Linked DNA regions of Homo sapiens: region 1 is linked to region 2. Evidence: chromatin loops called from intact Hi-C (ENCODE). Cell type or tissue: PC-9. All regions are shown on one strand. Links, peaks and the distances in the headings refer to the core of each region. The heading gives the core; the rest is flanking DNA. Region 1 overlaps CLIC5 (chloride intracellular channel 5). Region 2 has its middle 33 kb from the start of RUNX2-AS1.

What was found. A loop is a pair of places that touch in the nucleus more often than their neighbours do. Peaks named below come from ENCODE experiments on the same cell type or tissue, not always from the same donor. Only the 100,000 strongest peaks of a DNase experiment are listed, where the experiment ranks them.
Region 1: a loop joins it to region 2, with 13 times the contacts of the local background. A loop is called at or near these places in 2 of 110 quality-filtered maps.

Annotation. Positions count from the first base shown.
Region 1 is chr6:45,915,766-45,930,986 of GRCh38, reverse strand. All of the region lies in intron 4 of CLIC5 (chloride intracellular channel 5), which reads left to right. Among named protein-coding and RNA genes, the nearest start is that of CLIC5, 92 kb to the left of the region's middle. RefSeq lists enhancers at 2,932-3,595, 3,596-4,260, 6,532-6,681. In PC-9, for the core only: CTCF peaks have their summits at 7,827 and 8,028 (motif pointing right); a DNase peak (open chromatin) is centred at 7,006.
Region 2 is chr6:45,602,373-45,617,593 of GRCh38, reverse strand. No RefSeq gene overlaps it. Among named protein-coding and RNA genes, the nearest start is that of RUNX2-AS1, 33 kb to the right of the region's middle. In PC-9, for the core only: a CTCF peak has its summit at 8,625; DNase peaks (open chromatin) are centred at 6,583, 9,023 and 9,683; H3K4me3 peaks cover 1,462 bases; H3K27ac peaks cover 5,524 bases.

The DNA of each region.
Region 1 (15,221 bases), core at 3,321-11,320, 310 kb before region 2:
TGAAAGTAGGCAGTGAACTGGATTTAGTCCTTGGACTGTAATTTGCTGACCTCAATCTTAGGCAGTCCGTGGCTACAATAGCAAGTTCTGTTAATTTCAGTATGCCTCAGCCTCCTCAACGGTAATATGGAGATTGTAATAGCACCCTCTCTTGAAGATTTGTCATGTTAATTAGATGAATTAATGCATATAAATCACTTAGGACAGTTCCTGGCACACAGTAGGCACCAATATGTGATAGCTATTGCTGCTGCTGTTGCTGCTGCTGCTATTAATTTCACAGTGCTCCCCCCGCCTCCATACCTAGTGTCCACCCTTTGGACTGGGCAGCCCAGCTTTCCCTGTAATGAGGAAGCATGTGCTGCCCTCTTCTGGCAGGCAGAGGAATCGTCGCCAGAGCCAGCTGATGTGATTTATTCAAGGCCTGTGGATTCGAAAGGGTCTTCCTATACAAAGATTCAGTTTTATCTAAGCCAAAGCTTAGACGGTTCAAACAAGGCTAGGTCTTCTTCAAGGCTCAAAGCCACCTTCCATTATCTGTCCCCCACACCAAGGGAAGGGCATGTCCACCAGGCCTGACGGATCTACCATAGGAGGTCCCTGGCTGCCCCTCCCAATGACAACTACCCCCAAATGCTTCTTTCTCCCTTTCCTCTTCTCCTTCTACAATCTCGAGTCTTTACATTTACGAACTTCCTTGACCTAAAATAAAAAAGTGCTTGAAAGGATTCAGAGCGGCCTGGGAGGGCTGTTAGCCTAGAACTAACAAGCCCCTTATTATCAAAGGCCCTGTGCTTTCCCCCAGGCGTCATGAAAGCCACTGCTGCTGGGGGGTAGGTGGGGAGGAGGGTGAGGGACAGTGAAGTGGGGCATTTTTTCCAGATTCCCAGGATGTGGTGAGCCACGTTTAAAAAAGAGTGTGTATATTTATTATTCCAAGCCACTTCAATCATAAGGCGCTTCATGCCTTCTCCCCTTCCTCCCTCCCAGCCCCCAGCCCCCGTGTCACAGTGGCCCTGTCTGGAGGGCCTGGCCATCCAGGGGATGGATGCGGCACCCCCCTTCTCATTCTGCCTTGTGCTCTGCCACAGGCCTGATGAGAAAGCTAAGGCCGTGTGTAAAAAGCAGCAGGAATGTGAAACCTAATTACCCTGTAGCATGCTCAGAAACAGAGTCACTTAGGTGGCCGTGGGGCTCCATGTCTACTCTGTTGGAAGCAGTTCTTTTGGAGGACAGTTGGGTCCCAGGAAGACCGCTGCAGAGGCCTGGGAGCCCCACGGTGGGCTGTTATCAGGCCATCTTGGTGAAGGCTCCTGGGTGGTCAGGCCGACCTCCACAGCAATGCGGATAACATGTGACCGTCTCACCACTTCCTCATAAAGCAGCCATTGCTGTCTCCTTTCAAAAACGCCTCTGGTCACAAAGGGACCCTTCAGGCTGCCTTCCTTGGCAACCCCTGTGTGCAAATAGCCAACTAGGGGTATTTTGTTTGTTGGTTTGTTGGGTTAAAGTTTTGCTTTGACTAGCATTCTTGTAAGGAAAAACAAATAACCTAGGCTCGGTGGGACCCACCTCGGAGGTCTGGTGGGCTCTGCACTTGCATGTCCTCGTCTCCTCCCTCATGGAGGGTCCTTGGGGCTGAGGGCAGGAGGGAGAGGAGTGGGCAAATGCTTCCTCTGGTCCCTCCCATGAGCTGCCTGAGGGATTCCTCCAGAGGGTCTTTGATTTGGTTCATTATTGAGGTGGATGCTTCCAATTTATAATTTAACAAATCTTGCTCCTGAAACGAATCCTTGGGCAGTTGTAAGGAAGGCGGTTGGTGGTGGCGTGGCCTGTTGAATGGGGCAGGCATGGGGAGAAGGGGGTGGGGAGAGCTGGGCCCTGCGTGGGTGGGCGCATTCATTAGTGGAATTTTGCTGTGTGGGCTCCTGGACTGGAGTAGAGCGGAGACCACCAACACCATTCCATGTGGTGGAATTTCCCGCTGTCTGACCAGAATGAGTTCTCCTGGCCTGGCCTGGATGCAGATCAAGACCTGGGGAATAAAGGAACGTTAAATAACTGATTTGCACATGAGTTAAATGTTCTTTCACCTCTTCCTACCGTTACCTCATCCTATGCAACCAACACCTCTTGTCTTTGTGCAGTCTACACATAGGAACCAAATACGTTTCTCAATCTCTCTCTCTCTACACACACACACACACACACACACACACTTATGCACTTCGTGTGTGTTCTGATGTTCTTATGTACTGGCAAAGGCCATCACATACCTCCTTAGACAGGCTCATTTCAATTAATCTAAAAGAAAGTGCTTACATGCAAAATTATATTCATGATGGGACACAATATATTCATGATGGGACACAATATCCCACTAAGCACAGGATATGCAGACCACAGAAGTACAATAGTGTGTCCATGGGTGTGTGTGTCTACATTTCATTGTGTGTGTGTAGGTTGAAAGTATCACAGTTGGTTTATACAATTACTACATTCATAACCCCTTGTCTGTGGTTAGGACGTAGCTTTGAGGAAACTTTTTCCAAGTTTCTGCTGACCTTTAGGGGAGAATATCTCTGGATAAGTTAACCTGTAGAACAGATTCCCTCATTTTTGGTAGAGCTGGGGCTGAAAATGACAAGATGTGAAATCCAGGTGGTGCACTGAACCTTCTAGCAAAAGCTTCAGCATTTCTCAGCTTTTAAACATCTTTTGCTACCAACTAGTGTTGCAAAGACATAAGAACTAAAACCAGGGATTAAATCTAGTCTGGTATTCTGACTTTATCAGCAGTTTAGAGAGGGTAATTTGTTGGGAAAAAGTTGCTACATGGAACTTTGGCTTTAAAACCCCAGGCTTTCTTTCAAATCCTGCTCCAGCGCCGTCTTGCAGGAAGGCACTCCACCCCATCTCAAGCTTGTTTCCAGGCTGAGCCGGAGTAGCCTCATGAGTTAAGACAGGCACAGACTTAAGGCTTAAGCATAAAGCAGCACTTCTTTTCATTCCTCTTGTTAGCCAGACCATTTTCTACCTTGCGAATACATTTGAATCCCGTGGGGGTTTTAGAGGAAGAATAACCCCCATAGGTTCTTAGTTGGAAGGGACCCCTGTAACAAAAGACAGATTAACAAGAGAAAAACAAGCAGAAGTTTATTAACATGTATATTTTCTATAATGAGGAGTTCTCAAAGAGATGGCTTTGAATTCTAGTTTCACAGCATCCTCATCAAAGGACAGTAAACTTTTAGAGATGTGACAAGGGAAAAAACACTTTGAGTCTCTAGGGGCAGCAACTTCGGGGGATAGCAAATGAATGGCAGATAAAGGCCAGTTAGCAAAGCTTGTTCAATGTAGATTCCTGCAGGGCCATCTCCAGGAGCATAAGCGTCTTAAGTTGTTTTCAGTGGTTCTCCCTGGTAGAAGGGGGGAGGCAAGATACGTTTTGTCTTTGTAAATCTACGTCCTGCTTTTAGACAAATAGAGGGAGGGCAGAGAGCTTTACTGCCTCTGTTTCTTCTGAATTGTCTTCATCTCAACAATCCTTCCTATTTTGGGGGTGGCATATCCTGGTTTCCCACAGGGTCTTGTTACGAAGCAGATATTGAGGTAGTGGATCTGGGGCAAGGCCTGAGAGCTCCCAGGCGATTCGGACACTGTTGGTCCAGGGCTGTGCTGTGAGAAACAGGGTTCTGAGCAGCTGTCTCTGTGAGGAAGCATGCTGGGTGTGCCTCCTTCATCATTGTCACCCCAGACCCCAGCTCAGCATCTGACCCAGGGCAGATGGTCCATCAATATTTGTTAAATGAGAGAAAAAAAAGTATACAAACACTTCAACACACCTCTACCTTGTCTATGCCTTTGCTTGGGAGATGATGACGGGGCCTCATCAGAGCCACGGGCACGTCCTCCAGCCACTTCCTGTCCCCGCTGTGGAACCTCACCTTTTAAATCTGTCCCCATGTTGCAGACTCCCCTATGCTCTGACTGTATTTATTTAAAACTTCCCAGTCCCCATTTAAATCCTATGATGTTCTGTGACTAGCATTGTCTTTGACGTGAGAACATACAATGCTTTTGTAGCCTCTGTTATATGATATCAAGCTTCATGGTGAATAATCTCACTTAGAACCAATCAATAAAAGAATGCAAGAACCTGAGCAGCTCTCCTCACTAGGATGGCCAGTGTGCTGGCGGGCTTCGCTGAAGTGGGATTTTTCTTTTCACCATTATTTTTATAACCACATTCAAGGGAAATTCTATTTGGTGTTAAAAGTGATACTTCACCAAGAGTCAAAAGAGAAAACACAGAAGGCTAAATTCTAGACTTTTTTCAGCTAGCAGCCAGAGGTCAAATTATTTTTCTAAGACCCCTGGTGGACAAAGCATTTAATGATCTGGATCAAGGTAAATAAAATACGTTTCTCTGGCCGGGCGCGGTGGCTCATGCCTATAATCCCAGCACTTTGGGAAGCCGAGGGGGGCGGATCACAAGGTCAGGAGTTCAAGACCAGCCTGGCCAATATGGTGAAACCCCATCTCTACTAAAAATACAAAAAAAAAAAAAATTTAGCCGGGTGTGGTGGCGGGTGCCTGTAGTCCCAGCTACTCGGGAGGCTGAGGCAGGAGAATGCCATGAACCCAGGAGGTGGAGCTTGCAGTGAGCCGAGATCACACCACTGCACTCCAGCCTGGGTGACAGAGCGAGACTCCATTTCAAAAAAAATAAAAAAAATAAAATATATATATATATATGTATATGTATGTATATATGTGTGTGTGTGTGTGTATGTGTGTGTGTGTATATATGTTTCTCTGTGCTAGTGTCTAGAACCTCTTCCCTTCCAGAACATTCTGGGGAGGGGAGGGTTGAGCCACGTGATTTCTCAGACCTCCTGCACTCAGCTCTAACTCTGATGGTCTCATGCCCACTGATGTTTGCAATGATAGTTATCCATGTTCTGTTTCCATTGTGGGGACCCTAAGATGAGTTTTACTCAACATTTTGCCCAGGTCTGAAACTGCCTCAGTCCTACCTGAGTCGTTTGGCAGAGAGGTTGATGCTAACCTATGCTTCTCTCTTGGCTCTGATAACAAAGTGGCTGGGACTCTGTGGGAGGGTATCTCAGGCCAAACTAATTGAATCCCTTCATCTATCCTCAAAAGACCAAGGGCTACTATTATACAAAGAAAGGGAACTGTTGTTCCTCTACAGAGTTAAAGCTTATTACATAAGTATATAAATAGAGTCACATGATTTTAGGGTCCTTCATCTTTCCTCAAACCCCACTGAACGGCTTATTCTTTCAACAAATACTTATTCAGTACCATACGCTGTGCAAGGTGCTAGAATAAAAGTGAAATAATGAGGCTGAGCGCGACGGCTCATGCCTGTAATCTCAGCACTTTGGGAGGCCAGGGCAGGCGGATCACGAGGTCAGGAGTTCAAGACCAGCCTGGCCAATATGGTGAAACCCAGTCTCTACTAAAAATACAAAAATTAGCCAGGCGTGGTGGCACGCGCCTGTAGTCCCAGCTACTTGGGAGGCTGAGGCAGAAGAATTGCTTGAGCCAGGGAGATGGAGTTTGCAGTGAGCTGAGATCGCACCATTGCATTCCAGCCTGGGTGACAGAGCGAGACTCTATCTCAAAAAAAAAAAAAAAAAGCGGAATAATGACATGTTGGCATGTTGGCAATACCTATGTATATTGGCAAATGTTGTGTTTGGCTGTTTGTAATAGAAGCCTGACTACAGTGGCTAAAGCAAACATGTATTTTATTAGCAAAACCTATATAGCATTTTACTATGAACCATGCCCTGTTCTAAGCACTCTTGATAAATGTTTACTTCTTAAGAGGAATTTGCTTTTCTCACATGACAAGAAGTCCAGAGAGTAGAGAGTTCCAGGCAAATGTAGTTGCTGAAAGAAGTCGAGAATTGAGCTGCTGCTTAGAGCTCCTAATTCTCCATCTTTCGTGTGTGACTTTCATTCTTGTTTCACAGGATGGTTGCTCCACCCCCAAACATCACATCCGCATTCCAGACAATGCCAGCCGCATCTATCTTATCTTTCCCAGAAGCCCATTGATTAATTTCTACCGATATCTCTTTAGCCAGAACTTGGTTATTTGGCCTTCTGTAGCTGAAATTCTGGGAATCTAGGAAGATGAGTATTTTTGATAGGGCACATTGCTACCCTGAAAATATATATATATATGGGCTCTGTCTTCTACTAGTAACAAATAAAAGGAGACTGAATTCTTGTATATTCAATTCTTATATATTCACTTTCAAGTTAAGGTGATATTTTTTCTCTCTCTGGTGAAAATACCTGTCCTAGCCATTGCCAAAAAGGACACACTATTTTAAATTCTCCTTTGGTGCTGGAAAAATCTGAGTCATTTACCCCCTACTAGATTTCAGGAAACAGAAGTATAAAATTGCACATTTAATTTGCTACACACTTCAAACTTTAGGAGATGCAAGACTCATGTAGTAAAAGCTGTGCAACTCAAACATCCAATGGGTAGCTTCTCCCCACAAACTGTAATTTTTGCTGGGGCACATTAGGGTATCCAGGGAACTGCTCTGAGCAAGGGGGAGGGAGGTCCAGGTGTACTTGTAGCATATCTGGGGAATTCTGTGTAAGTATCAGTCACCCCCAACCTTTAAGGTTGCCCCATTTCACATCTGTTATGATGAAGGCTTTCGGCTGGGGGACTGTGGTTCTGGCTGTAGAGTCAGAATGAAAGGAACAGCTGAATATCCCTGTTCATGTCAGCATTTCAGGGCAGAGGATGAGTCAAGCACGATGTTTACTGAGCAGAGCCAGAGGCAAGAGCCACTTTTTTCTTGCAGCTCTAAGAATTTTTTGTTGCTTTTTTTGTATGCTTTGTTTCTCATACATCAGCATCATCATGCGTTGCACATACACATTGTACATAACAACTGCTTACAGCATGCCGGGCACTGTACTAAGCCCTCTGCAGGTGATGACTCAATTATTGCTCCCAGCAACCCTCTAAGGTATGCCATGTTATGATCTCCACTTTGCAGAGAAGGAAACAAGCACCGGTTAAGCAACCTGCCCAAGCTAGTATGTGTCAGGGTCAGGACCCCAGCCCAGGCAGCTGGTCCCATGATCTGTGCTCTTGACTTGCGTATATTAACATTTAATATAATCCACTATTTAATATGTATGTAGTGCTGAATTAAACAAGAGTGTGTCATTTAGGAAATGGTGATCAAATCAGTTCACGATCCGATGAATACTCAATGAATGACTACCATGTGTATTTCCTTAAATATACTCAACACTTCCCACCTTCCCCATCAGGGTCCTCACCCAGCAATCCATGTGGGGAAAGGGGCACAAAGTTGGCCCACAGTGGGCACCGAATAGATGCCTGTTTAACAAATAAAAGAATGGGCAACTGGAAGAGAATTTGTAGGATATTCACAGAATCACCAAATCCAGTAATTATTTCAGTCTAGCATTGCAGTGGCACAGAGGCAGTTTTTAAGTTTGTGAATGGCTCTTATGTAAAAGATGTGGCTATTTGAGGATGAAACAAGACAAAATGTGGTGAATGTACTTCAGCCTAAGTGTTTTGGGGGAGGGAGAATTGAGAAAAATCTCTAGGTCTAAACGCTGGAACGGATGACTGATAAAGTTAGAATCTCTCTTAACCAGCTCATTCTAAGTGTGTGAGCATCCGCATTAAACCTAATCTATGGCCTGATACTTAAAAATAACCTGTTATAAAGTAACCATAAAAAAACTCACAGATTTCAGCCTGATTCATTTGGCCACATAAACTACAATCAGCATTAATAGCTTCCGTCAGCATTTATGCCGTACTTTCTATTAGCACGATGGGTTCTACAATCATTTATGAGTTTCTGGAAAGTCTAATAGAAAACACACGTACATGTTCTCTGTGGAAAATACACAATAGGTTTTTGGGGAGTTTTTTGTTTGTTTGTTTGTTTGCTCAGGGATAAGCCAGAAGGTGTCGCCACTGCCCCATGGCTAAAGTCTGGGCCGGGTTCCCTAACCAGAACTTCTCCCCTGATCACTCCTGAGCTCGCTAGCTCTGCAGCTTCCTCCCACATTCAGTCAGTCTCTCTCTCTCTCTCTCTCTCTATCTCTCTCTCTTTCTCTCTCTCTCTCTTCCTCCCTTCTCCTGTTGATAAATAAACATTCAGGCAGCTTACATGCTACAGATGAGTACACAAAAGGAAACTTAATTCGAAGACCTAAGTGATAATCTTTCTCTTCAAATCTACTGTGGCTTTTAAGAGGTTTAGAAAATTATTTGGATCTGGAGTCCCTACCTCCCTTCATACTTTAAGAAAATATTATACTAAAGGCATGCTAAAGTTGTCCTAAATGTTTACCATGCTGGTGTTTTAAACATAGCCAAATACTGGCCAAAGTCTCTTGCCTTTAAAAAAAATATGCATTTTGTTGTTGTACTAATACTTCTGAACATACGCCAAATATAAGGGTGATTTGTGGAGCTGTATTAAATAAAAAGATGCTTCTTTATAAGAATCCCCTATAGAGCTTGGGGAAGCAGCTATGTGGAGAATCTGTGTCTTCCTTAAGAAAGTTTCTGAATTCCTTGGAAATACATCAGAAAACACCCCATTCTCCCCACCACAGAGGAGGGTGGGCAACCAACAGTGTCCTATATCCCAACCCACCATAATTGTAAGACTTAAACGCTATCTTTCAAATAAAGAATCATTTACTGGCTTCTTACTGGAAAGAACTATAGGAGCTTGTCATTTAATTCATCCTCCCCTCTGAGGCTGAAATTCTTTCTAGAACAAACAAATAATACCCATGGCACCACGTGCTGCACACTCTCTGTAGCCCAGCTGACGCCACACGAGGGAACAGTGGGGAATCTGTTGAAGTTGCCATTGCATTTTGCTTTCTCATAAACCGCTGTTTGTCTTTCTGCCTTTCCTGTTTTTAGCAGTGCCTAGAAACGGAGGCCTGGGAATTGCCTCCCCCATGTGAGCCCCTGGGTTGTTCACACCCAGGGCCAATTTGACAACATCCTCCTCTCTGGCTATGAGGCCAAGTCCAGTGTTCTTGGTTCAGTGCCAAAGGTGGACATGAACTCTCTAAACTGTCAAACTAAGAAAATGTGACACACCCATGTGGCCTGGAGAGAGCAAAGCCAAACCCAAAGAGATGCTTCCAGGCAACTTTAGATCCCTAACATGTTAGGAAAGTCAAGAGCAAGCTTCATCCTGCAAGCTCTCCAGGATTCTCCTTGGACCTGGAACATGCTAGGATGTTCAGATAAACTTCACTTCAGACACTGAATTTCTGCCTTGAGCTATCTCTTCTCTCATCTTTCTCTCGGTGTCTTCTTCCCCTTCATCCTCTCATAAACCCAAGTTCTATAGCTGTAATAATAATAATAGCAGTTAACTTTAATCAAGTCTCACTCTGCACCAGACACTAGATGATGTGAACCTGTGAACAAGCATAACTGAGGATTCAAACCCAAATCTCTTATGGCAGAGTGAATGTGCTGCTCTGCTACTGTGTTTGTTATCAGAAGCCATGGCTCCCCGACATACTCGACCCAGATTCTCTGTTTCTTCCTTGATGAAACCAGTGACATGCAAACATAGCCAGAGGGCCCAGGCACAGCAGAGAGCGTCCCATCAGACCTGATAGAAAGTCCCCTTCCCATCTTCTAAAACCTTGCTGCCATTTCTGACTTCATGTGGTCTAAGAATCTGGTGTAGACATTATTTAAAAGACAAAGGGACCTGAAAATCAGCCCCCCCTTACCTGCCATGAGTCCTAGAAAGGTCACTGCGGATGAGAAAACCCCAGTTTCCACCTGCTTTATAATTTTGCCTTTGTGTGGTCATTCATACTCATATAACCTAACTGTAACTGGGCTACTGTTCTCTTTCTTTAAGGACTTTGGCAACTGAGAAAAAAGCTACATGACTCATTTCTAAAACCTGAAAGATGAATGCAGATCTTTATGTAAAGTTTTCTGGTGGGGGAGGGGATTGGTTACACTGCCCATCACAGAGCTGAACATCCTCAAAATCCCCTTAGAATATCTTTGCCTCTCCTCAAAATTGAGCTCGTTATAGCAGCATCTACATTTCTGCCTGCTTGGCCTGCACCTGCCCTTTTCCTCACCCTCCCAATCCTCCTGGGCCCTGCTGGGGCTCCTACATCCCGCTTGCTCCTGGATCTTTGGCCTAGTCCATCTGATCTCTCTCAGTGTCTCTTCCTCTTGTCCTAGCTGCCTGTGGAAAGAAAGGCTTCTTCTTCCAACAGATGAGTAAGTGGTGATATTCTTCTTATTATTATTTTTTGTTTCCATCACGTTACCATTCACGTTTTAAACTATCAAATGTCAACAAGTGTGGCCATCTTTGTATTTTCTCTTCAAAAATATGTGATGGCCAGAGACATCTCCGTCTGCCATGGTCTTTCTCAAACCACCACTGTACTTTTTTTGCACCCTTTGGTTATATCAACATGATCTCAAATGAGAAGATGAAAAGTAAAAACTTCATTCAGTGCTCCAGGTATTTCTCAATATCTAGATATTTCTTTCCTCCTAGGAAAAATCCAAATGGATTTCTCACTTTTTGACCAGATGTTTCATTGTCACACAGCCCGTGTGACAGCACTGGCCCCTAGTACAGGCAGAGTTGAAAAGTGATGTGATGGGTCATGGTTGCCCCTCTACTCAGAGAAAACTCCTTCTTGACCTCATCACGGTCGCTGAAAGTACTAAGAATTATATCTGAAATCAAGCACTGGTAGCAGAACACAAATATGTTACCAAATTAGTTGGAAGGTAAGGCATGGGGGAGTCATGAGGGGAACCCCATCCTCTTTTGTCAGGGGAATGAGAACATTTTGCAGCACCTGTCAGGCCACGTGAATACCCAAGGAGTGATGGGACAGTCCTTGCACCCAGAAGTGGCCTTGCAGAGTAGAAGGAGTTTATGTTTTAGAATCTAATAGCCCTGCGCTTAAATCCTGGGCTTTGCACCTAAATTATAATAGAGCTAATCGATTGAACATTTTTTTCTCTCTGTCACTCTGAGTACGTGATTCTAATCTGCCCTAGGCATTCATTGACCTCAGAGAGATTAGGATTTCTGTAAAAGGAACTCTAAGACAGAAAAAAGAATTCAATATTCAGCTTTTGATCTTCAAAATAGCATTTTCAACAAGACAGTAGACTTTTACCCAACCTATTGTCTAAGATGTTCTAAACTCTTTTATTTCTCAATTTTTACCCATCAAAAACCCTGCCTGGAGGCCTCGACTCACAGAGTAGAAACAGTTGTACTGGCTATGCAGCAAGGCCGCGAGGCTTTCTGCTCAATGATTGGTGGGCCATTTGACCTGGGAAAACTAAAAGAAAAGCCCACCCTTCCTAGCACAGGGGAGTTGGGGATGAAGAAGAAAGGAGAGGTGGTGGGGGGGAGGGTCAGGGAACTAGAGCATGTTAAGAGCTCCGTGTGGTGCTTTGCTTGGGTATCCTTCCAGATTGTGGAGGGAGGCAAGCAGCCCACCTGTAACCCCCACCCAGCATCCCCATGGTTACTCTGGAAGGAAGCAAACAGAAGAAATGCAGAACCTGTATTCGCTTTCCAAAGCCTTCCACCCATAGATTCCAGAAACCCCATCTCCCCAGTGCTGTGAGGTCACAGGGGCCTAGTCCCCAATTCCCAGTGCCACTGACTCAGGAAGGAGAGCAAGGAGGGGCAGGTTCTCTGGGAAACTGAGCATATCAATGCAAAGAGACAGAATTCTCTAGGGGGACTATTTAGATGATTACATCAGACTAGGTTATAATCCAAAATGGACGAAATTAAAGTTGTTGTTGTTTTTCCACCACCCAGAGGTTAGGAGCTTGTAAGGAAGACCATAGCAGTTGAAAACAAAGCAAGGCACATTTCCATTGTACGTCCCAGGAGTAGTTTGAATGGTTTAAGGACCAGCTATGTGTGTGCTTGCATAAGCGTATGTGCCCTGGGTAAGTCTAAGACTCAGTTTCTTCATCTGTTGAATGACGATGAATAATATTTTCCATCTCAATAGCCTCATTGTGTGTTTAAATGGTAGTTGCATAAACATCCCTAGCTCACTGCGGGAATTCAGTGAGTGTATTTCCTTGCTGGTGCTAAGGTATGGGACTAGGGCAATAAAAGGAACAAGATAGGGCAGAGGGTACTCGGCCCAGGCCAGTGCCCAATAACCACAACCTCCTTCTCCATGGAGAGTTGAACAGACACCCATCCAATCTACAGACAACGGTCACAGGTGGGTTCCTGGTTTTTATTTTGCTGCAACACACATACAAGAGAAAAACCATATATGAGAAGTTGAGCGTGCAGCCACCTGGGCCCACAGAGCTGTTCTCATTCTTTCAAAGACCACCTTTGATATCTGCTCCTCTCCATGTGAATTTTGAGCCCCAGGAGTCTGCTTTGCCTTATGCTCATCAGGACCTGTGCTGCACTGAGTTTGCCAGCAAACCAGGGCTGAGCTGTTCTTGCAAGAACTTGTTGGAGGCTGGGTTAGAGTCTTGGCTCCCCAGTCCCCATTCAGCCTCCATGCCCTGGTAAGAATATATTATTTTCTTAGCTCAAATTGCTGTTTCCAAGTCATTATTTCTCTACGACGAGAAAACAATATTGGGTCTTATGTAATATCAACCTCAATGAATCTGGAAGTGATCATGGAATGGGTGGATTTTTTTTCCTCCTTAAAAAAGAGAAAAATAAATCTAAGATTGTTTGCATATGGCTCAGAATATTTATGAACTATTCCCCTTGTTTCCTCATCACATATTTTACCCAGTGCATTTGTGTGTGGTACAGAATAAATCTGTATGGGGAGCAGAGGCGGAGAGGGGAAGAAAGCAGTTAAAACACTGGGTATCTATCAAGTCCCTGGGATGTTAGTGATCCTGCGTCTTGGGTGCCCCAACCCTAGGCTCACTTGCTGTAGTTGGAGGGATACCCCCATCTAACTACTCAGAGTAATTATGTGGAGTGAGGATATCAAATATTTACGAGGAATTAAACACAAAGAATTAACATCTTTTTGTTGCTCTAGTTTCTTTCACATCCCCCTTGTTCCTACCAGAGCAGAAAGTTCAAATAGTTTCATGACCTGTGTACCATCAGTCAAAAGAGATCATTAAATTCTATGGATGGCAGATTGAGCCAGGGTCAGAGGAATGAGTTGGCAGGTGGGAGGAAAAGAATTGGCAGAGCGTATAGTGGGTACTGCCATTTGCTATCCGATAATATGGTAGTGTTTCAGCACACAGGCATGTTGTGTCTATTTTGCTATGGGTGTGCCTTTCAACACAGCTTATCACCAAGGAGCATCCCAAGGGAGTATAAGGAACAGGGCTTTGGCTGTATACTAAATAAGTAAGGGAAGCAAATCTCCAGGCTATTGATTTTCCTCTCCAGGGAGTTGGCCACAAATTTGGAGCTTCTTAAAATCACCCATTCTCCACTGCACCTTGGGATATTCAGGAATATATTGACCAAGAGTATGGGGCAAGGAACAGAGAACAGGAGGACCCCACGTTTGGTAAGGCAATAGCAACAACTACCATTAATTGATGTCCTCGTATTGGCCAGGCACTGTATTAGGTGCTTTCCCTGCATTATCTGAGTTAACCCCAGCAGTGGTCTTAACAGGGTGAAGGATCCTTAGTCCCGTTATTGAGATGAGAAAGCAGAAACTCAGTGAAGTAGAGGAACTTGTCCAAGGTCACATGTAAGTGCCAGGATCAACGACATTTGTGGGATTTATGAAGCCTTAAGGCAATACAATAAGTACCAATACAGAATTCTTGAAATCAGATCCAAGCGCTTGGAAGGGACCCAGGAAAGCAAGACACCTTGAAGCTTAAGGCTCAGCAGCTTCCCAGTGAATTCACCCTGGGCGGCCTTGAGATTTAAACACAGTTTAGTCCCAGGCCTTGCAGTCCTTTCCCTGTTGCCTTGTCTCCTCTTCCTCTACCACGGCTGTTACCAACTGCAGCCCTCACATTCCTGGTCAAAAATACACAAACCCAAGTGAGGAGACTGATACACAGAGGGTGCCTTCCAGAATGTGCTGACTTGGAAAGCTCCATGGAATGTCACAGTTGCAACATGAATCAACAATGATTCCTGTCACCAGACTTGATGCCTTCCATCTCGAGGAATTACCGGAGGGATATAAAGAACTATCTTCCCAAGGAACTTCAATCACTGCTCTAGGCTTTTCACCAAATTTCATGATATTTCCCAGACCTGGTGACATGGGCACAGACTTGTGCAACAGCCCACTCAGGTCTCCAGGGCCATTTGAGATTAGAACCTGCAATGTCTCATCTCCTATCGTATGACTCTTTCCCTCAGATGATATTAGTTGGTCAAATTTTGACAGGCCCAGTATTTGATTCTTCCTTTCTTCATTATAATCAAGATTTTGCTGTAATCTCCAGGAATGAAAGGGGTAGAGGGATTGAGCAAGCAAACAAATAAATCACAAGTGCTTCAGGGAGAAAAGCATAATAAGCATTGTTTAGTACCCACCCTCTGCCATTGCCTTTGAATAGCCTTGCAATCCCATCACAGTCTAGACAATTATTAAGGAATATACTGCATTTTCCCAGCCCTGCTTACTCTGTTCTCCCAAACTGGAAACACAAAGCAGATGATGAAGTAGTTCAAATGCCACACCAGGGAGAAGAAAGTATTGAGAAACTATGCCCAACCTCCAGGCAGTTTTCAAACATTCCAGTAAGTGTTCAATTGATTTATCTTGGGCTGGTGTCTTTCCATTGTCTCAAACAAAAGGCCTTCTATGAAAAGACAAAAAGTGGGTTATGAGAGGAGTGGCTAACAAGGCACACTTGGGAAAATCTGAACAAGAGTACAGCCCTCTTGGCTTTGCCTCCAGAAGGCAGTGTCCGCCTTGTATCTACTGGAATGAACAGCAGGATCGACTTCCATTATCTCAGTGTCAGGCTCTAAACCAGAGTCTGGGGATGGGGCTGATGACACAGGTGCAGTGACTGATGCCCTGGTCAGCCATCTCCTCCATGTTTGTCCTTTGAGCTCAAGTAGAAAGTTTCTATGGTAGTGTTCTCTGATTAGAAAGGACTACGAGATTCTGGGCAAAACGATTTTCAG
Region 2 (15,221 bases), core at 4,444-12,443:
CTAGCCAGCCCAATCCAGGAGAGGGAAGCCTAGGGCCACTGACTGGAGAAAGAGGGATGAATCATGGGATATGAGGGCTGGAAGGGACTTCAGAAGGTATCTAGTCCAACATTAAATTTTACAAAGAAGGAAGGGAGGTTCAGGGAGTTTAATGCACAGTGCCACAAGGATTACTTGAGACCTATGTCAATGAAAGCAGGGCCTGGCACATCAAAGGAACTTGACAAATATTGGTTCCATTTCCCTCATCAGATCATCTTCTGCCTTTGTATTGGAGTTTGTTGTTTACACACATTAAATGATATCTTGTGAATTCCTTGAGGGTGGGGACTCTATTTTATTTATGTCTCCCACAGCACCTAGATCTGTGCCTTGCATAGAAAGAATGGCTCAGGAGATGCTAGTCATGTTGAATTATGTTTCAACAAAAATGGTCTCTATTCCTTACACAGATCTCACTAGCTTATATCCATGTTTGTGCTTGCCCCCATCTCCCAGATCTTGGAATAATGGCTGTACATTACAGGAAGTGGGGTTTAGGGTCAACGTGAGCAGGACCTTCCATGGACTACACCTGAAAGGAATTGGGCTGCCACGGCAGGTATCAGGCAGAGCTGAACACTTGGGCAGAGACAAAAAGGAGGGGACATGGGCATCCAAATTAGGTTAGAGTATTGACCTCTGAGGTCCCATTCCACCTTCAAGTTTTTAGACCCTGTGATATAAAAGAGCTTTATTTCCAAATGCACATAAGGTTTCAACTAGTTGAATCCCTTAAAAGTCAAAGCCCTCTCAAGACAGATCCCCACAGTCTCTCACCCTTATAAATCAAAGACATCAAAATATGACTCCAACTGTGAGCAAGGGGTAAGAAGGGTCCCCAAAGTTTTCTCCCAAATGCACCTCTTGATCTAGCTTAGAGACTTCAAAAGTTATCCTCTTAATACACTTTTTAAAACCTCATTTAACATAGTCAAAAGTGGAATTAGTTCTGTGAGTTAGTTTGGCAGAGAGACGAAATCACATCAAATCCATATTCATTATAGACATCCCAAATGTCAACTATGAGGATGGATGGGAGCTCTTGTGTAGGAGGAAGAGTAGCTCAAGAGAAACACTCCAGGGTTTACAGAGATCTGCCTTTTGCCTTCCTGTTTCACCTCCTTTTAATTGATTCATCCCCAAACACTGGAAGACTCATCCATTCCAACCAAAACTCTTTCATTCTTAATACCTCTCTTCCTACTTTTAGCACTAGCCAGTTATGTCTAAATGTGCCCTTGAAGACATTTGAAAATTCTTATATGTTGTTTTAAATTTTAACTTTTTTAAAACAGGGAGTGTCATTGTAGAAAAATTAGAAAATGCAGGTAAGCAAAAGAAAACCCTCACCTTCTAGAGAGAATTCTATGAATATCTAACATGTAAGTTTTCAAGCCTTCTTTCTCCTCCTATCCTCTAGAACAATGGGAAAGAGGGTAGTTAGAGAATAACTGTATAACCTAGACCAGTGGTCCCCAACCTTTTTGGCACCAGGGACCAGTTTCATGGACAACAATTTTTCCACAGACAGAGCTGAGTGGGGAGCATGAGATTCTCATAAAGAGCGCACAACCTACATCCCTCACATGGGCAGTTCACAATAGGGTTCGGGATCCTATGAGAATCTAATGCTGACAGTAATCCAACAGGAGGTGGAGCTCAGGCAGGGATGCTCACTCACCTCCTGCTGTGCAGCCTGGTTCCTAACAGGCCATGACCAATACTGGTCCGTGGCCCAGGGCTTAGGGATTCATGACCTAGACCACACTGAGAGTCGGCTGTACCTGCTAGCTCTTGACTTCACTCTTGAACTCTGAATGTGGAATAGTCCAGAGTAGAGGTGAATGGAAAAAAAAACTACAGGAACAATGCAGGCTGTTTTACACAAAAGCATCCTCTTGTGAGTGGGGACAGGGAAAAGGGACAGGGATAGGATTTATTCAGACTTTCAATCACTGTAATCATAACAACCATTTATTCAACATTTATAATGTGTCAGGCATCCCTCATCTCAATGAGTTCACACCTCCTGGAGCTTTCCTAGGGGTGTGCTGGTGAAGGGTTAGCATCTGGCAAATCTTGGATGAAAGCCCTGGCTTTTAGCATTTACCATTTCCTGTGGTGTAAATACCCCTACCAATTTCAAGCTATGACACCAAGTCGGGAAGAGATGCTCAAGAGTATGAAATCATATAGTATTTCCACCATTCAGATGGAATAGCCATCAATAACCTCAAAAGCATAGATAATAGTGAAATGCAGTAACAGAATTTGGATATGGTGAGTTTTGAATATTTTGTATGTTTTCAATATAATTTGTTCAGTGGAAAGTTTGTATAACTTAATTCTTATTAATGTCTGTATTTAACAACTGGCTTGCAAAATTCCTGAAAAGTTTAAGCTTTTGTGGAGCCAGCATCAGCCAACTCCATTGCACCACTGAGCCCTCCTCATCACCTCTTACTCATCTTGCTGTGTAAATACAACCTGACTCATGAGCTTTTGTTTTACCTGAACTTAGGTTTTGTTTTTATGTTTTTGTTTTCCTTTTTGTAGAGAACCGAGTCTCACTATATTGCCCAGGCAGGTCTCGAACTCCTGGGCTCAAGCTATCCTCTGCCTCCCTAAGAGCTGGGATTACAGGCCTGAGCCACCATGCCCAGCAGATTTTGTTTTAATCTTTTCCATCTTCAAGATGTTTTGCTTCTCCTCCCCCTCCTCTGATTTTGGCTTTCTGCAACAGGAGAGGTTATGGTGGAGAAGAGAAGCTGATGTCCAGAGGGAAGGACTTTCCCATTCAATAAAGATTTTAAGAAAGGGGAAGTGTTAAAGCAAGAAATGTGATGCGTGATTAAAAGTGGTGCTCTCCAATACGGCAGCCACTAGCCACAAGTTGTTGCTGAGCACTTAAAGTGTGGGTAGTTTCAATTGAGATGTGCTATAACTATAAACCACACACCAGATTTTTGAAGGCTTAGTTCAAAAATATATAAAATATCTAATGAATAATTTTATATCAACTAATTATGAAGATGATAATATTTTATATATGCTGAGTTTAAAAATATATTATAAAATTAATTTCATCTGCTTATTTTTACTTTTTAAAATACATTGACCGGGTGAGGTGGCTCACATCTGTAATCCCAGCACTTTGGAAGTCCAAGGCAGAAGGATCATTTGAGCCCAGGAGTTCAGCCTGGGCAACATACGGAGACCCCGTCTCTACAAAAAATAAAAAATTAGCCAGGCATGGCGGTGCATGCCTGTGGTCCCAGTTACTTGGGAGGCTGAGGTGGGAGGATCACTTGAGCCCAGGAGGTCGAGGCTACAGTGAACCATAATTATGCCGCTGCACTCCAGCCTGAGCAACAGAGTGAAACCCTGTCTCAAAAAAACAAGTAAATAAAAAATAAAATACATCTACTAGAAAATTTTAAATTATATATATGGCTTACATTTGCTTTCTACTGAACAGCACTGCTATGGAGAGTTAACAGAGATCAAGGGACTTTTGCTAGAGACGGCATTTTTGATGATTTAATCCCACGTTTCTCAAGCTGGAGGCGTGGTTTCTGAAACTTGCTGGCTTGGTGGGAAGGTTTATTCCCATAGAGTCTTTCAGGAACTCAGGCTGACCCTGATTTATTTAGTGCTGACGATTGGGTGCACTGTGAACAAGAACCAGCATGTGCTGGCGCAGCACTAACAGAACACTGCTGCTCGTTCACGCCATCTGACTTCCTCACTGCATTACTGTCCCTAAAACCAGCAGCACTAAACTGCATCTAATGAGAAACTCCTGAAAACAGCTGGAGTCAAGTTATATCCCCGAGCTGTTATTAAACACGTGCCATGTGCTGGCCCTGAGCTGGGGCTATGACAGAGTAGGGTTCAAGCTTACAAAAGAAATAGCCCCACAAATACATGGCCAATTGATTTCTGAAATAGGTGCAAAAGCTTTTTAGAGGAGAAAGGAAATTCTTCCCCATAAATGTTGCTGGAACAATTAGATACTCACATGCCAAAAAATGGAATTCCATCCATTCTTCAAACCATATACTAAAATTAACTCAAAATGGCTTATAGACCTAAAACTTTAAAACTTTTGAAGAAAAAAATGGGAAAAATACTTGTGATTTTGTGGTTAGGCAAAGATTTCTTAGATATGATACCAAAAGCACATCCATACAAGAAGAAAAATTATAAATTGGACTTTATCAAAATTAAGAAATTTTGCTCTTCAAAAGATACCATTACAAAATGGATAAAACAAGCCACAGACTAGAAGGAAATATCTGTAAGTCACATAGCTGATTTGAAAAAAAGACCTGTGTCTAGAATATACAAAGAACTCTCAGAACTAAATGATAACAAAGCAAACAACCCAATATGAAATTGGGCAAATGATTTTAAAAGACACCTCACCAAAGAAGATACACAGATGAAAAGGTGCCAGTCCTTATTAGGAAAATGTACATTAAGGACACAATGCAACTTAAAATCATAATCAGATACCACTAACTATTAGATACTTATTAGCATGTCTAAAATTAAAAAGACTGACCATAACAAGTGTTGACAAGGATATGGAGGAACTGAAGCTCTCATACAATGCTGGGTGGGAAGGTACAATAGTACAACCACTTTGAAAAGTAGTTTGACACTTTCTTAAAAAGTTAAATACAAAAAAATACACAACTACCACATAATTCATTCCACTTGTAGGTATTTACCTAAGAAAGATGCAAGTGTATGTCCACAGAAAGACTTGTACATGAATGCTGATTGCAGCTTCGTTTGTAATAGCCCAAAACTGAAAACGACCAAAGTGTTTGTCAATGGGTGAATGAATAAACAGGTGTCAAATACCTGTCCAGTGGAATAATACTCAGCAGTAAAGAGGAATGAACTATATAGATGTAACAACATAGTTGAATCTCTGAATAATTACACTGAGTGAAAGAAGCCAGACCAAAAAATAATACTTATTCTGTGATTCCAGTTATATAAAATCCTAGAAAAGGCAAACTAATCTATAGTGACAGAAAGCAGATCAGTGATTGTTTAGGGATGAAGGAGGAATCAAGGAGGACCAGGAGGGAGAAATTATAAAAGGCCACAAGGAACCCTTTTGGGGTGATGGATATGTTCATTAGCTTGATTGTGGTGATGGTTTCAAGGGTAGATATACATGTCAAAACTTTTTAAATTGTACACATTAAAAATTTGTAGTTTATTGTAAATTATACTTCAAAAAAGTATAAAGCATAGCCCCTCTCCTTGGGGAGCTTTCAATAGACAGTGTATAATCAAGATTCACCATGGCTTTCCCTGTATTTATGGAGATTGTGGGAGGGAGTCTCATGCCTGCCTCTCCCCCACCTCCCCCATTAAGCACTGCTGCTGCAGCAAAGACTCTGCTAAGAATCCTAACAAGTAAACAAGAGTGAATCCATTTAGAATCTGGTCCCATCTGGCCCAAGCCAGGGCCAGACCCCAATAACCTTCCCACCTCTCATGCCCCATTCCCATGTGGACTCCGTCTTGCTTCCTTGTCCGAGTGCCCAGTGAGGAGCTCTATTCTCAGCTACTCAGGTTGAAAAATTCGTGCTTAAAAAATACTTGTGCTATTTCTTTCAAAAAGACCTGGATTTTTTATAGACTGGCAGAATAAAAAAACTCAAAATGCTTCATGTCTAGAAAGGACATTTCAGGCTCTGTTGAAGCTTGGGGGACCTTACCACCACATGGACAATCTCCTGCAATCACTTACCTTCTGCATGTGCATGGCACATGTTCAAAGTTGGAGACCTTTACCCTCTGGTTATTGGCCTGCTGGTAGAGGGAAGCCGAGCTAATCTCTCACCTCCCTTCTAATTCAACACTCAGAAAGGGCAGGTAGTAGAAGAGCCCTGGAGTCATTGCTGCCTGTTGGAAGCTCAGTCATGCTGGTCTCCACTGAAGTTGTACCTGCAATGGTGAGTTCCAGGCTGAGAAATGAGGGATAAACTCAGTGTCCTATGAAAACACATTTCAATGAGACTATGCCTGCCAACGGGTGGCTCGAGGTCTCCCTGCAGCAGAGTCCTTCTTCCCTCCAGGTAATAATACCTGGGCCAGGTTAGCTTTAGGTGGGGTTAGAGGACAACCTGGACCTTGTCTCAGAGCCACCTGCTTTCTAAGATGGCACAGATGGGCCCTGCAAGAGGGCCTCTTTAAAGTCCCCCTCACCCAGTGCTGGCTGAGCCCCAGGTCAGAATCCAGTCAGATAAACAAAGCAACAGTACTGTTTCTAGACAGGTTTTAATTCTTCTGTGATTCTTTGGAAAACTTAACATAGGATCAAGAAATCTCAGTTGGAGGAACAGTAGAAATATTCTAGCCTGACTGCCTTACTGACACATAAATCTCTACTCCATCGTACCTGAGAAGTGGCTGTCTATTCCTCACCTGAATGCTTCCTCTGACAGAGTTTTATTTTAAAACAAGCTCTAATTGTTAGAAACTTCTTCCTTATATGTACAGCTGTGAAAAAGAATGAGGAAGTTCTCTCTGTACTGATGTGGAAAAATCTCCAAGATATACTATCAAGTTAAAAAAAAAAAAAAGGCCAGGTGCTGAACAATATGTCTAATATACTAGCTTTGGAACTTAAAAAATAAGAAAAATAAGAATTGACGTTCACATTTGCATATATAATATATGCATTTTAAAACTCTGATAAAATACAGATGAAATATAAAAATAATGGTTGAATACTGGAGAAAGGGGAGAACTAAGCAGAGAAAAATGAGAGCTAAGACATTTGTGAAATTGATTGTATGCCAGCAACTGTTCTAAGTACTTTATGTGGATGTACTCATTTAATTCTCACAACGATCCTATTAGATAAGTACCATTATTATCCCCATTTTTCAGATGAGGAAGCTAAGGTTCAGAGAAGTTAAGTAACTTGCCAAAGGCCACACAGCTAAGAAGTAGCAGGACTGGGACAAACTGAGGCAGCACAGCTTTCAGAGACTACACTCTTAAGGACCATCACAAACTGTCCCTACTAGAGTACAAGGGTGGGAGGGAGGCTTTGTCCTGTATTTGTCTTTATGCTTTTTGTTAGTTAGGTTGGTTGGTTGGTTAGTTGGTTCATTATTTATGTATTTATTTATTTGGTTGGTTAGTTGGTGGGTTGGTTTGGTTGGTTGGTTGGGTTTTGAACCATGTGAATGTATGCTATATTTAATAAGAATTTCTCTGGCTGCTGTCAGGAGACAAGGTTAAAAGCTGGGGGACCAGTCTGAACAACCACAACAAAAAACTGCTTTCCTGCTTTTTTGTCATAGGTTGGTTCTCTGGGCAGCGATCAGATCCTGCTAAATGAACCCTTTCCAGGAAGGAAAAGAACATTTTCAAGTCTGTCTGCTGATCCCTGGATGCCCCAGGCTTTCATACTTGTCACCATGCTGGTTAGTCTTCCCCAGATACACCCTGGGACCTCATTGCCCTCTTAAGGTGGGGTCCCAAATCCAGCCCAGTTCTTCAGCACTAGTCTAGCCAATGTGACTATTACCTCCTTGTTTTGAGAACTGCATTTCTACTAATGCAGCCTGTTTGCACTTGGAGTTTCCAGAGTCCTCATTTCTGTGTTGCCATTAACTGCAACGTCCAACACTCACCCTCATGTGCTCCTGCCTATTCAGCTCCTCCCCATTCCTGACTGGTACAGTTGTTTCTGAGCCCATGACTGGGACATTAAATCTCTCCCCATTAAACTTTAGCTTGTTAGCCCATTTGATCTATTGTTCCAGCCTGGCTCAGTTGAATCCTGACACCATTTTCCAAAATAGTCAAGATCCTTCCCAGCCTCATGTAAGACAAGTATTAATTATTCCCATTTGGCTGTTAAGGACACTTAGCCCCAGAGAGGGGACATGCCTAACATCTCACAAATTGTGCCAGGGGAGGAACGAACCAAGGGCTCTTGACCTCCACTCAGTGCCTGTTCCAGGAAGTCCTGGTGTTGTACTAGGTCCACAGCCCGGGCCTGCCAGAAGAATTCCATCCTGCAGGCACTATGGCTCAGGACTGCATCCCAGGGTCCAGCACTGACACCTTCAATAGGAGCTGGACAAAGGGAGTGCACTAAGGCAGACTCATACTCAAGCTTCACAGGCAAGAAGGAAGGCCGTCATGTGCATGGCACATGTTCAAAGTTGGCTGGTGATTATAGCAGCTTAAAACATCATGTTCTAGATGAGTTGCTGGGGGTTTTCTGAAGCGTGTGCCGAAATCAGAGATGCCATGGGGATGACATCTTCCTTATCTGTGAAGTGATGTGATGTGGAGTTACTCAACGAGCAATCCCCAGAGACCACAAACCAAGAAACTGATCCAGGAATTCCACTCTTGTTCTTCCGCCAGATGTGCAGGTTGAAGTGTGTTTCCACACTCCACATGTCTTCTCTCCCAGAGACGAGGTCAGACAGCTATTTCAAAGATGGGTTAAAAAAAAAAAAAAAGGGAGGGCATTGCCTACCTAATCCACAGACTGGTCACATGTCTGATTTGGCAAAATGGGTGAACAAAGTGAAAACAGGGCAATTTCCCAGGATCCAATAATTTGTGGTCATGAAGACACCAGAAAACATGGCAGGGGAGACAGAGAACCACGACTGGGCTGATCCGCGTGCTCCGGGACCGCCATCTATGGGAAAAGCCAAGAAAGCAAAGCACAAGGAGCAACAGGTGCCTCCTAGAGAACTGAAAATGCCTTTGAGATGAGGTGATGCTGGGTTGAGGAGAAGTGAGCCAATCAGATTTGTTGAAAGCCAGCCCTCAGTAAAGGTCATGGCAGGACACACCTCAACATCTCAAATTAAGTCTCAGATGCCATCAGGAACTCCGGCTTGACTAGATAGGAGTGGAATTTAAAATGAAAGCTTTCTAACCCGGAAACCAAAACGTGGTCTCTAATTCTGACCCTGCCTTATTGTAGTGGTTTTTGAACATCCTATGACCAATGTGTGCCTCAGTAACCCCCGTTTTCAAGGTGACTTGTTGGGAGGGTAAGAGGCAGAATAAAAGAGATGATGAAATCCACCCTGCCAGCCTCACTGGTGTCCTATAAATTCAGAGACGATAACATCAGGACATTCTTCTGAATTACTTAAAGAATGACAGAGAATAAATAGGATTCTTTATGACTGCTATTATGATGAAATTCATAAAATTTCCTGTGGGGGTGTTTTCTGAAATCCTGAAACACAATTTCATTCTCAACTATGTAACAGTTTTCACCTTGTCAAAATTCTTAACAGAAAGTCCCCAGGACCCCGTCATGGGAAATTAAACCCCTGGAGAAGTAGAAAAGCTACTAGAATATGTCCTTCTGACCCCAAACCAGGAGTAGGTTAGTGCGGGAAGATGTTTCGAGTATGTTCAGTTGTGAACTGGGTGCAGCTGGCACCCCTTAACGGATAAAACTGGTTCCAAGAATGAGTCATACTGATTATACCCTTGGGACATCATTCATAAATATCATCTGTCCCCAAAGACTTCCAAAACACAGGAGTCATGGCAAAACACACACACATATATACATGTAAGCAAGACTTCTAACAATCAGGCCATTGTTCGCAGCAGAAAAACCAGGCACACCCTTTATCTAAGATAAAAAAGAAAATGCAAAAAGCAATCAAATGAAACCTATCTTGCTTAACCTGAAAAACAGCAGTTGGATTAAAACATGTCTATGATCCATTTTCAGCAAGCCACTTTCCTGGGAGCATTTCAGTGAGCAGGAAGCTTTTTGGGGACAGTCCTCCCCTAAACAATGAAGTGCTCCTTGACACCTGTACTCATGTCCCTTTTGTGGCTAACTTCCCAATCAGTCCCAACCTCACTGAAGGGGCACAGCATCTGGTTAATTAAACCTCCTTCTTTCCTGTAAAAATATGTTATCAGAAAGTAGTTTTTGTTTTGTTTTGTTTTGTTTTATTAGGGAATACAACTTAAGAAACAAAAGTTAATTTCAGCATTTCAGGCACCTACAGTCTCCTGGAGAGGGGGTGAGATGAGGTGAAGGGGTTATGTATAATCTTCTCCCTAATTCCACAAGGGAAAACCTGGATTCAGCACCTCACAGGATTCCCTCCCACCTCCCGCTTCATCCCTGCACAGAGCAGAAAGTCTCTAAAGGGCCAGCCGTACACATGGCCATTTGGTTCGACTGTGGCATCTTACCCTAAACAAAACTCTCCCAAGTATGCCTTTCTACAGAAAATGACTGGCCTGAGAAAAGCTGGCCAGCCACATAGTGTGAAGCCAGGTGCAGAATATGTTCATCCTTGCTGAGCCTGCAGCAGTGGGGTAGAAGTTGAGAGGTTTCAGACTCTGTCCCCAACCTGTTGTCCTTGCCTTCTTGTGCACACCTCAGAGGTACACATAAAACTCTGCCCCACGGCCCCTCCCCACTGCTCTTCCCTCTACTACATTTCAGGAGCTAGGAACTAACAGGAGCTCTGCCTGCCTCAAATGAAAACTTCAGCGAGGCCATCACTCCCACACCCACACCCTGCAATAGCACCAATCCTAAAAGAAATCCCCCCCACACACAACTGCCTGCTCTTTAGAGGGCATTAGACATAACACTTCCCACTGAACACACATCTAATTTGCTCACGCAGAGATAGTCACTCCAAGTAGAAACTATTCTAGCGTTGATTCTGCATGTTCAAAACACTCACGCAAAGAGAGAGGGAGACAGACAGAGAGAGACAGAGAGACAGAAGGAGGGAGACAGAGTCGGAGACAGACAGAGAAGTAGAAGAAGAGAGGGACAGAGAAAGCGAGAGAGGAAAGGAAGTTTTCATAGACCACTAGGGCTAGAAGAGACCTCCTTTTAATTTTTTCAATAGTTATAGGTCAATTGGGGTTTTGTATTATTTCTGAGTCAATTTTGGTAATATGCTTTAATAGGAAATTGTCCACTTAAATTTTCAACTTTATGGTATAAGGTTATTTAAGTTATCCCAATAATTTTAAACTCTTATGTTTATAGTTGTCCTTTTTTTCATGGTTTGTTCATGCTTAATTTTTCTGCAGATATCCAGTAGTCTTTAAAGAACAAGCTTTTGGCTTTCGACAATCCTCAGTTGAATCTTTGTTTCTGTTTCATTAATCCCTTCTGATACTATTACTTCTCCCCTCTCTCTACTTTCTTTATCTTTACTCTTGTATTTCCCCTAACTTCCTAAGTTGGGGATTTAGCTCATTGATATAAATATTTCTTTTCTTTTCTAATTGTAATGCCCATTCTCAGACAGACAATTACACAATCACAGCAAACCTCCCTTGAATCAGCTTCACTTAGAAGAATACGAACAAGAAACACAGCATGCCTTCAGGCCAGGATCAGACACTGCTCTTCATAGCAGTCCTCACAGTAGTTCAAGGACTAGTGTCTTGTTTTTAAAATGAGGAAATTGAGACCTAGAGAAAGAAACAGTTTGACAAAAATCAACAGCAAGCTGGACCTAGACCCTAGGTCCTTTGTCTCTTTTCTCTGTTGTACTAATTGGAAAACTAAGATAACTGTTTAAGTAGTCGCTGTACCTCCCATAGTGTCATAATATCTTTGACTCTCTGCTTCAGTTTCTTCATCTGTCAACTAGAAATACCATCCTTCCCGGCCAGGTGCAGTGGCTCACGCCTGTAATCCCAGCACTTTGGGAGGCCGAGGCGGGAGGATCACCTGAGGTCGGGCATTCGAGACCAGCCTGACCAACATGGAGAAACCCCGTCTCTACTAAAAAAAATACAAAATTAGCCGGTCCTGGTGGCACATGCCTGTAATCCCAGCTACTCGGGAGGTTGAGGCAGGAGAATAGCTTGAACCCGGGAGGCGGAGGTTGCGGTGAGCCGAAATTGTGCCACTGCACTCCAGCCTGGGCAACAAGGGCGAAACTCTGTCTCCAAAAAACAAAAAGAAAGAAAGAAAGAAAAAAAAAGAAATACGATCCTTTTCTTGTCCCTCCCAGATCACAATCTTTGGAAAAAAAAGAGCCGCCCATATTTAAGAGTTTTTGTTTGGTTGTTTGGATGTGTTGTTAGGGATGTGTCGGGGTAGATGTGTGCTGAGTCGGCTGGTGGGGGAGGTGGAGGTTATTGTGGGTAAGTATCATTAAAAACTGACCCTGCTCATGATGGAATCTGGTTGAGGTCAAGATATCTTGGTTTGCATGATCCATGATCTTAGCGTTTATCATTTAAAATTAGCACTAAAGTGAGTTCCCCACATATAAGTAACTTTTAGCTCTTAAAATTACATCAGTGGGTACAGCAGGTCCCCATAGAATTCAACAGAGGAGAGAAGTTTTGCTCAGGGCTTTGATACCTCATTGTCTGAAAGGGCCAGAGGGAATGGACTCACATTTATTTGGGGCCAACTCTATGCCAAAGACTTTGATAGGCATCTTCCCTACCATATTTCTTTTTGGAAGAGTGTTAATTACAAATTTAATTTCTTGTTATAGATCTGTTCAGATTTTCTATTTCTTCTCTAAGAAGTTGGTTTTGGCCCTGGCATGGAGGCTCATGCCTGTAATCCCAGCACTTTGGGAGGCCTAGGGGGTGGATCACCTGAGGTCAGGAGTTTAAGACCAGGCCTGGCCAACATGGTGAAACCCCATCTCTACTAAAAATACAAAATTAGTTGGGTGTGGTGGCGCATCCTGTAATCCTAGCTACTTGGGAGGCTGAGGTGAGACAATCATTTGAACCCAGGAAGTGGAGGTTGCAGTGAGTCGAGTGCGGCTGGAGTGCAGCTGCACTCCAGCCTGGACAACAAGAGCAAAACTGCATCTCAAAAAAAAAAAAAAAAAAAAAAAAAGTTGGTTTTGGTATAATTTCTCTCTAAGATTTTATCAATTTCAACTAAATTGTCTAATTTGTTGGCATAAAGTTGTTCATAGTATCTCCTAATCCTTTTACTTTCTGCAGGGTCATCACTAAATTTGGTAATTTGTGTCTTATCTCTCTTCATTCTTTGGCCAGTCTAGCTACCGTTTTGTCAGTGTGGTTGATCTTTCCAAAGAATCAACTTTTGGTTTCTTTAAATTTCTCTCTTGTTTTTCTGTGTTCTGCTTCATTCATTTCCACTCTAATCTGTATTATTTCCTTCCCTCTGCTTTGGGCTTAGTTTTCTCTTCTTTTCTCTAGTACCTTAAGATATGAACTAAGATTATTAATCTGAGATCTTTCTTCTTCTCAAATATAGATGCATAAATTTATAAATTTCCCTCTTATGAAATGGACCCTCTTAAGAAAGGACGTTTGAAAGTCAATTCCTCTATAAAGCTGAGAACGTTGGCAAAAATGTCAAAATGAATTTTTTTCAGAACTCTAAATTAACTAAAGGCTTGCAATAATCCAAGGAACACTTAAGGATCAGCTTTTCCATTTCTGCAAGAAAGGCAGTTGGAATTTTGATAGAGATAGCATTGAATCTACAGATAAATTTGGGGAGTATAGCCATGATATGGTTTGGCTGTGTCCCCATCCAAATCTCATCTTGAATTGTAGCTCCAGTAATCCCCATGTTCATGGGAGGGACCCAGTGGGAGATAATTGAATCATGGGGGTGGGTTTTTCCTATGCTGTTCTCATGATAGTGAATAAGTGTCACAAGATCTGATCTGCCCGTTATAAAGTGCAGTTCTCCTGCCACACATTCTCTTGCCTGCCACCATGTAAGACATGCCTTTGTTCCTCCTTTGCCTTCCTCCATGATTGTGAAACCTCCCCAGCTATGTGGAACTGTGAGTCCATTAAACCTCTTTTTCTTTATAAATTACCCAGTTTGGGGTATGTCTTTATTAGCAGCATGAGAACAGACTAATACACCGTGTTAGCAATATTAAGTTTTCTAATCTATGAACATGAAATGGCTTTCCATTTTTTTATGTCTTCTTTAATTTCCTTCATCCACGTTTTATAGTTTTTACTATAAAGCTTTATACTCCCTTAGTTACATTTATTCCTAAGTACTTTCTTTTTTTGATTCTATTATAAATAGAATTATTTTCTTAATTTTATTTTGGATTATTCATGGCTAGTGTATAGAATTACAACTGATTTTTATACATTGATATTGTATCCTGCAACTTTACTGGACTAGTTCCATTGCTCTAAACATTCTTTTCTGTGGAATACCTAGGATTTTCTGTATACAAAATCACTTCATCTGCATGTGGAGATAGTTTTATTTCTTCCTTTCCAATCTGGTTTACCTTTTTATTTCTTGTTCTCATCTAATTTCCCTGGTTAAAACTTCCAGCACAATACTGAATAGCAGTGATGAGAACATCCTTCTCTTATTTCTTACTTTAGGAAGTATTTCACCATTGAGTCTGTGGGATTTTCATAGATATACTTTATGGCTGGTGGGTATGTAAAATGGTGCAGTCACTTTGGAAAACTTTTTGACAGTTCCTCAAAAGGTTAAGCATAGATCTCCCACATGACCTAGCAATTTCACTAGTAGGTTTATGCCCCCAAATAATTGAAAACATATATCCACATAAAAACCTGTACATGAATGTGCACAGCAGCATTATTCATAATAGTCAAAAAGCAGAAACATCCCAAATGTTAATCAACTAAAGAATGGATTAAAAAAAAAGTGGTATATCTATACAATGCATTATTAAGCCATGAAAAGGATTGATATACTTATAGATGCTACAACATGGATGAACTTTGAAAACATTATGCTAAGTGAAAGGAGGCAGACACACAAGGCCACATACTGAATGATTCAATTTATATTAAATGTCCAAAATAAGCAATGCATAGCAATAAAAATTAGATTCGTATTTGCAAAGGAATGGGGGAAGGAGGCAATAGGCAGTGACTGGTAATGGGTATAGGGTTTCTTTTGAAATAATGAAAATGTTCTGAAATGACTGATGATAGTTGCAAAACTTGGTGAATACAGTAAAAGCTGTTGAACTGTACACTTTAAAAGGATGAATTATACAGTATGTGAAGTATATATCAATAAAACTGTTATTTAAAAATTTTTTCTTTCTAAGCACTTTAGCTGCATCATATATATTTTGATGATGTGCTTCTGTTTTCATTCAGTTAAAAATATTTTATTATTTCCTTTGTGATGTGTTGTT